2 separate regions of the Homo sapiens genome follow, and region 1 is linked to region 2. The links are chromatin loops, found by intact Hi-C in ENCODE. Cell type or tissue: endothelial cell of umbilical vein. All regions are shown on one strand. Each heading gives the region's core, and the rest is flanking DNA. Links, peaks and the distances in the headings are about the cores only.

Region 1 (2,816 bases), core at 124-2,623, 220 kb after region 2:
TGTGATTTTTAAAAATTATACTTTAAGTTCTAGGGTACATGTGCACAATGTGCAGGTTTGTTACATATGTATACACGTGCCATATTGGTTTGCTGCACCCATCAAGTCGTCATTTACATTAGGTATTTCTCCTAATGCTGTCACTGCCCCAGCCCCCCACTCCCTGACAGGCCCTGGTATGTGATGTTCCCCACCCTGTTTCCATGTGTTCTCATTGTTCAACTCCCACCTATAAGTGAGAACATGTGGTGTTTGGCTTTCGGTCCTTGTGATAGTTTGTTTAGAATGATGGTTTCCAGCTACATTCAAGTCCCTGCAAAGGACATGAACTCATCCTTTTTTATGGCTGCATAGTATTCCATGGTGTATATGTGCCACATTTTCTTAATCCAATCTGTCATTGGTGGACATTTGGGTTGGTTCCAAGTCTTTGCTATTGTGAATAGTGCCACAATAAACATACGTGTGCATGTGTCTTTAGAGTAGCATGATTTATAATCCTTTGGGTATATACCCAGGAATGTGATTGCTGGGTCAAATGGTACTTCTAGTTCTAGAACCTTGAGGAATCGCCACACTATCTTCCACAATGGTTGAATTAACTTACACTCCCACCAACAGTGTAAAAGTGTTCCTATTTCTCCACATCCTCTCCAGCACCTGTTGTTTCCTGACTTTTTAATCACTGCCATTCTAGCTGGTGTGAGATGGTATCTCATTGTGGTTTTGATTTGCATTTCTCTGATGACTAGTGATGATGAACATTTTTTCATATGTCTGTTTTCTGCATAAATGTCTTCTTTTGAGAAATGTTGTTCATATCCTTTGCCCACTTTTTGATTTTTTTTTGTAAATTTGTTTAAGTTCTTTTTAGATTCTGGATATTAGCTGTTTGTCAGATGGATAGACTACAAAAATTTTCTCCCATTCTGTAGGTTGCCTGTTCACTCTGATGATAGTTACTTTTGCTGTGCAGAAGCTCTTTAGTTTAATTAGTGTGGGCGGCAAGCCACCCAGGCACCGACGCAAGAGACTGAGAGCAGGAGCTGTTCCAGTATAATAAAGAAAATATATAAAATAAGAAGAGTTATACTAGATATAGATGATAGATATGATTATATATGAATATTATTAATCATTAGTTTGTAGCAATTACTCTTTATTCCAATATTATAATAATCATCACTCTACAATTATAACTTAGGAGAAACCAGGCCATAGAGAGATAGGAGCTGAAGGGTCACGGTGAGAAGTGACCAGAAGACAAGAGTGTGAGCCTTCTGTCATGCCTGGACAGGGCCACCAGAGGGCTCCTTGGTCTAGCAGTAACACCAGCGCCTGGGAAGACACCTGTTACCTAGCGGACCTTGGTCTAGTCGTAGCGTCAGTGCCTAGGAAAAGCACCCGCTACTTAGCAGACTGGGAAAGGGATTCTCCCTTTCCCTGGGGGAGTTAGAGAAGACTCTGCTCCACCACCTCTTGTGGAGGGCCTGACATCAGTCAGGCCCACCTGCAGTTATCCGGAGGCCTAACCATCTCCCTGTGATGCTGTGTTTCAGCGGTCATGCTCCTGGTCCGCTTTCATGTTCCATCCTGTACACCTGGCTCTGCCTTCTAGATAGCAGTAGCAGAATTAGTGAAAGTACTAAAAGTCTCTGAAATGCAGAAATAATGGCGTAAACTGTCTCCTCTCTCTCTCTCTGTCTGCCTCAGCTGCCAAATTGGGAAGGGCCCCCGTCCAGTGGACACATGACCCATGTGACCTTACCTATCATTGGAGATGGCTCACATTCCTTACCCTGCCCCCTTGTCTTGTATCTAATAAATAACAGCGCAGCCTGGCATTCAGGGCCACTACCAGTCTCCGCGTCTTGGTGGTAGTGGTCCCCCAGGCACAGCTGTCTTTTCTTTTACCTCTTTGTCTTGTGTCTTTATATCTACAATCTCTCATCTCTGTACATGGGGAGAAAAACCCATAGACCCTGTAGGGCTGGTCCCTACAAATTAGATCCCATTTGTCTATTTTGGCTTTTGTTGCCATTGTTTTGGTGTTTTAGTCATGAAGTCTTTGCTCATGCCTAAGTCCTGAATGGTACTGCCTAGGTTTTCTCTAGGGCTTTTATGGTGTTAGGTCTTACATTTAAGTCTTTAATCCATCTTGAGTTAATTTTTGTATAAGGTGTAAGGAAGGGATCCAGTTTTAGCTTTCTACGTATGGCTAGCCAGTTTTCCCAGCACCACTTATTAAAAAGGAAATCCTTTCCCCATTGCTTGTTTTTGTCAGATTTGTGAAAGATCAGATGGTCATAGACGTGTGGTGTTATTTCTGAAGCTTCTATTCTGTTCCATCGGTCTATATATCTGTTTTGGTACCCGTACCATGCTGTTTTGATTATTGTAGCCTTGTAGTATAGTTTGAAGTCAGGTAGCGTGTTGCCTCCAGCTTTGATCTTTTTGCTTAGGGTTGTCTTGGCTATGCGGTCTCTTTTTGGTTCCATGTGAATTTTAAAGTAGTTTTTTTTCCAATTCTGTGAAGAAAGACATTGGTAGCTAGATGGGGATGGCATTGAATCTATAAATTACCTTGGACAGTAGGACCATTTTCATGATATTGATTCTTCCTATCCATGACCATGGAATGTTCTTCCACTTGCTTGTGTCCTCTTTTATTTTGTTGAGCAGTGGTTTGTAGTTTTCCTTGAGGAGGTTCTTCACATCCCTTGTAAGTTGGATTCCTAGGTATTTTATTCTCTTTGTAGTAACTGTGGATGGGAGTTCACTCATGATTTGGCTCTCTGTTTGTCTGTTATTGGTGT
Region 2 (2,816 bases), core at 248-2,747:
AGCAAGGAATTGAAAGCATCAGATCTGTGTTTTGGCAAAATCACTTTGGCTAGAGCATGGAGAATGGATGGGAGTGGGACCAATTAAGGCAGGGTTGGCCGACTATGTCTGGTGGGCCTGTTTTTGTACCAGTCATTAGCTAAGAATGGATTTTGCATTTTTTATTTTAACGGAGTTTCCCTCTGTTGCTCAGGGTGGAGTGCAGTGGCGCGATCTCGGCTCACTGCCACCTCCACCTCCCTGGTTCAAGCAATTCCCCTGCCTCAGCCTCCCAAGTAGCTGGGATTACAGGCGCACACCACCGCACCTGGCTAATTTTTTTATTTTCATTTTTAGTAGAGATTGGGTTTTACCATGTTGGCCAGACTGGTCTCGAACTCCTGACCTTAGGCAATTCGTCCACCTCGGTCTCCCAAAGTGCTGGGATTACAGGCGTGAGCCACCGCGCCTGGCCTGAATTTTGCATTTTTAAAAGGCTGAAAAATAAACAAAAATAGTATTTGTGACACAAGAAAAATTATATGAAATTCAAATCTCAGTGATATTCAAAGAAAATATTTTTGGAACACAGCCATGCTCATTTAAGTATATATTGTCTATGGCTGCTTTTGACTGCATCAGCAGAGTTGAATAGTTGTGACAGAGACTGTGTAATATTGGAGTACCTTCACAATATTCTTGATTTTGTCTCTTGGTCTGCAGAGTCTAAAACTAAAATATTTGCTGTCTGGCCCTTTATAGAAAAAATTTGCTAATCCCTGAATTAAGGGATTGTTTTGGCACTTTGGGCAAGAAGCCTGGACTAGTTTGGAGGCAGTGGGGATGTAGACAACTGGATGAATTTGTGAACAATTCAGGAGATACGCTGAGTACAGGGAGTAAAAGACAGAAGGAGTCTGGGATGACTCCCAGCTTTCTGGTTTGAGCAACGTGTGAATGGTGGTGCTAGCCAGGCCAGGAATATCAAGAGAGAAAGTGAAACTCAAGGGCAGGGGAAGGACAGGGACTCACAGTGAAGAGTGAGAACTGTTTTCAGGCTTATTTTGTGTGATAGTCTGATTTGTGGGGTTATCCAGTGTGTGTATGTTACCAAAGGTGCTAACAACAACGATGTCAGAAGCAATAACCTCAAGCTCTCTCAAGCCCCTTAGAGCCTGAGGCTGGTGTGGGGAACCTGGCCATTCAAAAGACTTTTGTGCTCTAAAGGTGAGCAGGTACTTGTCTAAATTTCCAGTTGGGTCAGCATGAGTCCTGTGAAATCCCAGCCAGTGTCCTAAGAATAAAACCAAGGATTCCAAAGGCCTGGGGCCATGGGGGATTAGGAGAAGTTGGAGCTGTTCCTAGATGCCAAGCCCCCTACCTTCTATCTCCTTGTTGGTGAATTTGGTATACTGGCCAGAGAGGTAGGGCCTGTCTCTGCAAGTTTATAGTGGTATCCAAGGAAGCTGATTCTTCTGGGGTCTGATGTACCTGCTGAGACTTGGGGGCAGGGACTGGGGTGGCCAGAATCACCTACTCCATCTTGTCCTGTGGTCTTGTCTGATAAGCAGGCTCAGGCGGGTTACAAGAGCCGTGTTTTGGCAGAGCTATTCCTGTGATTGCCGGCAGATGGCGCTAAAGCAACACGGTGGGAGTGGAAGGAAGGTGGCGCAGGAGGAGAGAGGATCCTAACTTCTCCAGGCCGGAGAAGGGGTTGGTAGCAGTAGAGGGGAAGACAGCATTCAAAAAGCCGCTTCATTCTTTCCCTATTTCCAGCTCAGGCGTGTAGTCGCCCTTGTTTCTGGGGCCAAGAAAGACTCTCAGAACGGGGCAGTGGTGGAGTGTTTGGGGTGGACAGTTGCCATGTCCAGCCACCCTCTCTCTTTGGGTTTATCCCATTTCCCCAATTCTCTGGCAGCTGGGCCTGCAGGAATCTAGCTTCAGAGGACTGAGGGCACAGACCCCATCTCCGGGAAGCCTTCCTGGAATGCACACACCCTTTCCCGCCGAAACTTGTTCCCCCAAACTGCTTTAACCAAGCCATGATGGGATTTAAGTTTCTTCTCCCTGGATTGGGGGCATGGGCTTTTCAAAGCTCAGGCTGGAGGTGTAGGGTCAGAGCTGGGTCTGAAACTAGTCCTGGTTTCTGGCATTTACCGGTGAGCAGCCCTGTCCCGTGGTAACACTGATCATAGAGCCATTGAGGGCATTTCCCTACAATCTCTCTCATCCTCCTAACACTTCTGCAAAGGGCTTGTTCCCGTTTCAGAGATGAAGACACTGAGAAGAGACATGCCTAAGGTTGTTCAGTGAGGGACATGGCAGGTCAGACCTGCATCTGGGACAAGGGACAAGTGTGAACTGCTAGCTCCATTCCTGATGTGAATACCAGATTTACCCCCTCCACTTCTGGCCTTCAGTAGAGACCAGGTTAATCTGGCCCCAAAGTTCCTATTCTCCCAGCACTGCTCAGCTTGCTCAGTCCTTCTGCCTCCCAGGACCTCAGTTTCAACGCCTTTAACATGGGGCAGGGCATTTAGCCTTAAAGGGGCCTTAGGGCTGTGAGGGAGCAGTGGTAAGGGAGGGGCCCTCTTAGGAACTTGAGCTCACAACCCCGTAAGCTGTGCTGGTGGGAAGGGGATATGGGGTTTGGATCCTTCCAAACAGGAAGGTCCAAACAGCAGGGTCATTCTCACAGTGCTGTAGTTCCTGGCTAGCCTATCCTGTTTAGATCTTCAATGGATACCATTTCCTATCGTGTTGGAAGCTTTCTTCCAAAGGCTTCTGGGAGTCCCAACGGCTATAAGGGGGCTGAATCTCCACTCCTCTCTCTGCAA

Evidence for each region. A loop is a pair of places that touch in the nucleus more often than their neighbours do. Peaks named below come from ENCODE experiments on the same cell type or tissue, not always from the same donor. Only the 100,000 strongest peaks of a DNase experiment are listed, where the experiment ranks them.
Region 1: a loop joins it to region 2, with 7 times the contacts of the local background. A loop is called at or near these places in 3 of 110 quality-filtered maps.

The regions. Positions count from the first base shown.
Region 1 is chr11:63,126,978-63,129,793 of GRCh38, forward strand. All of the region lies in intron 2 of SLC22A24 (solute carrier family 22 member 24), which reads right to left. Among named protein-coding and RNA genes, the nearest start is that of SLC22A24, 16 kb to the right of the region's middle. In endothelial cell of umbilical vein, for the core only: a CTCF peak has its summit at 1,305 (motif pointing right); no DNase peak of the experiment used is centred there.
Region 2 is chr11:62,904,537-62,907,352 of GRCh38, forward strand. No RefSeq gene overlaps it. Among named protein-coding and RNA genes, the nearest start is that of CHRM1-AS1, 3.5 kb to the right of the region's middle. In endothelial cell of umbilical vein, for the core only: a CTCF peak has its summit at 1,601 (motif pointing right); a DNase peak (open chromatin) is centred at 1,615.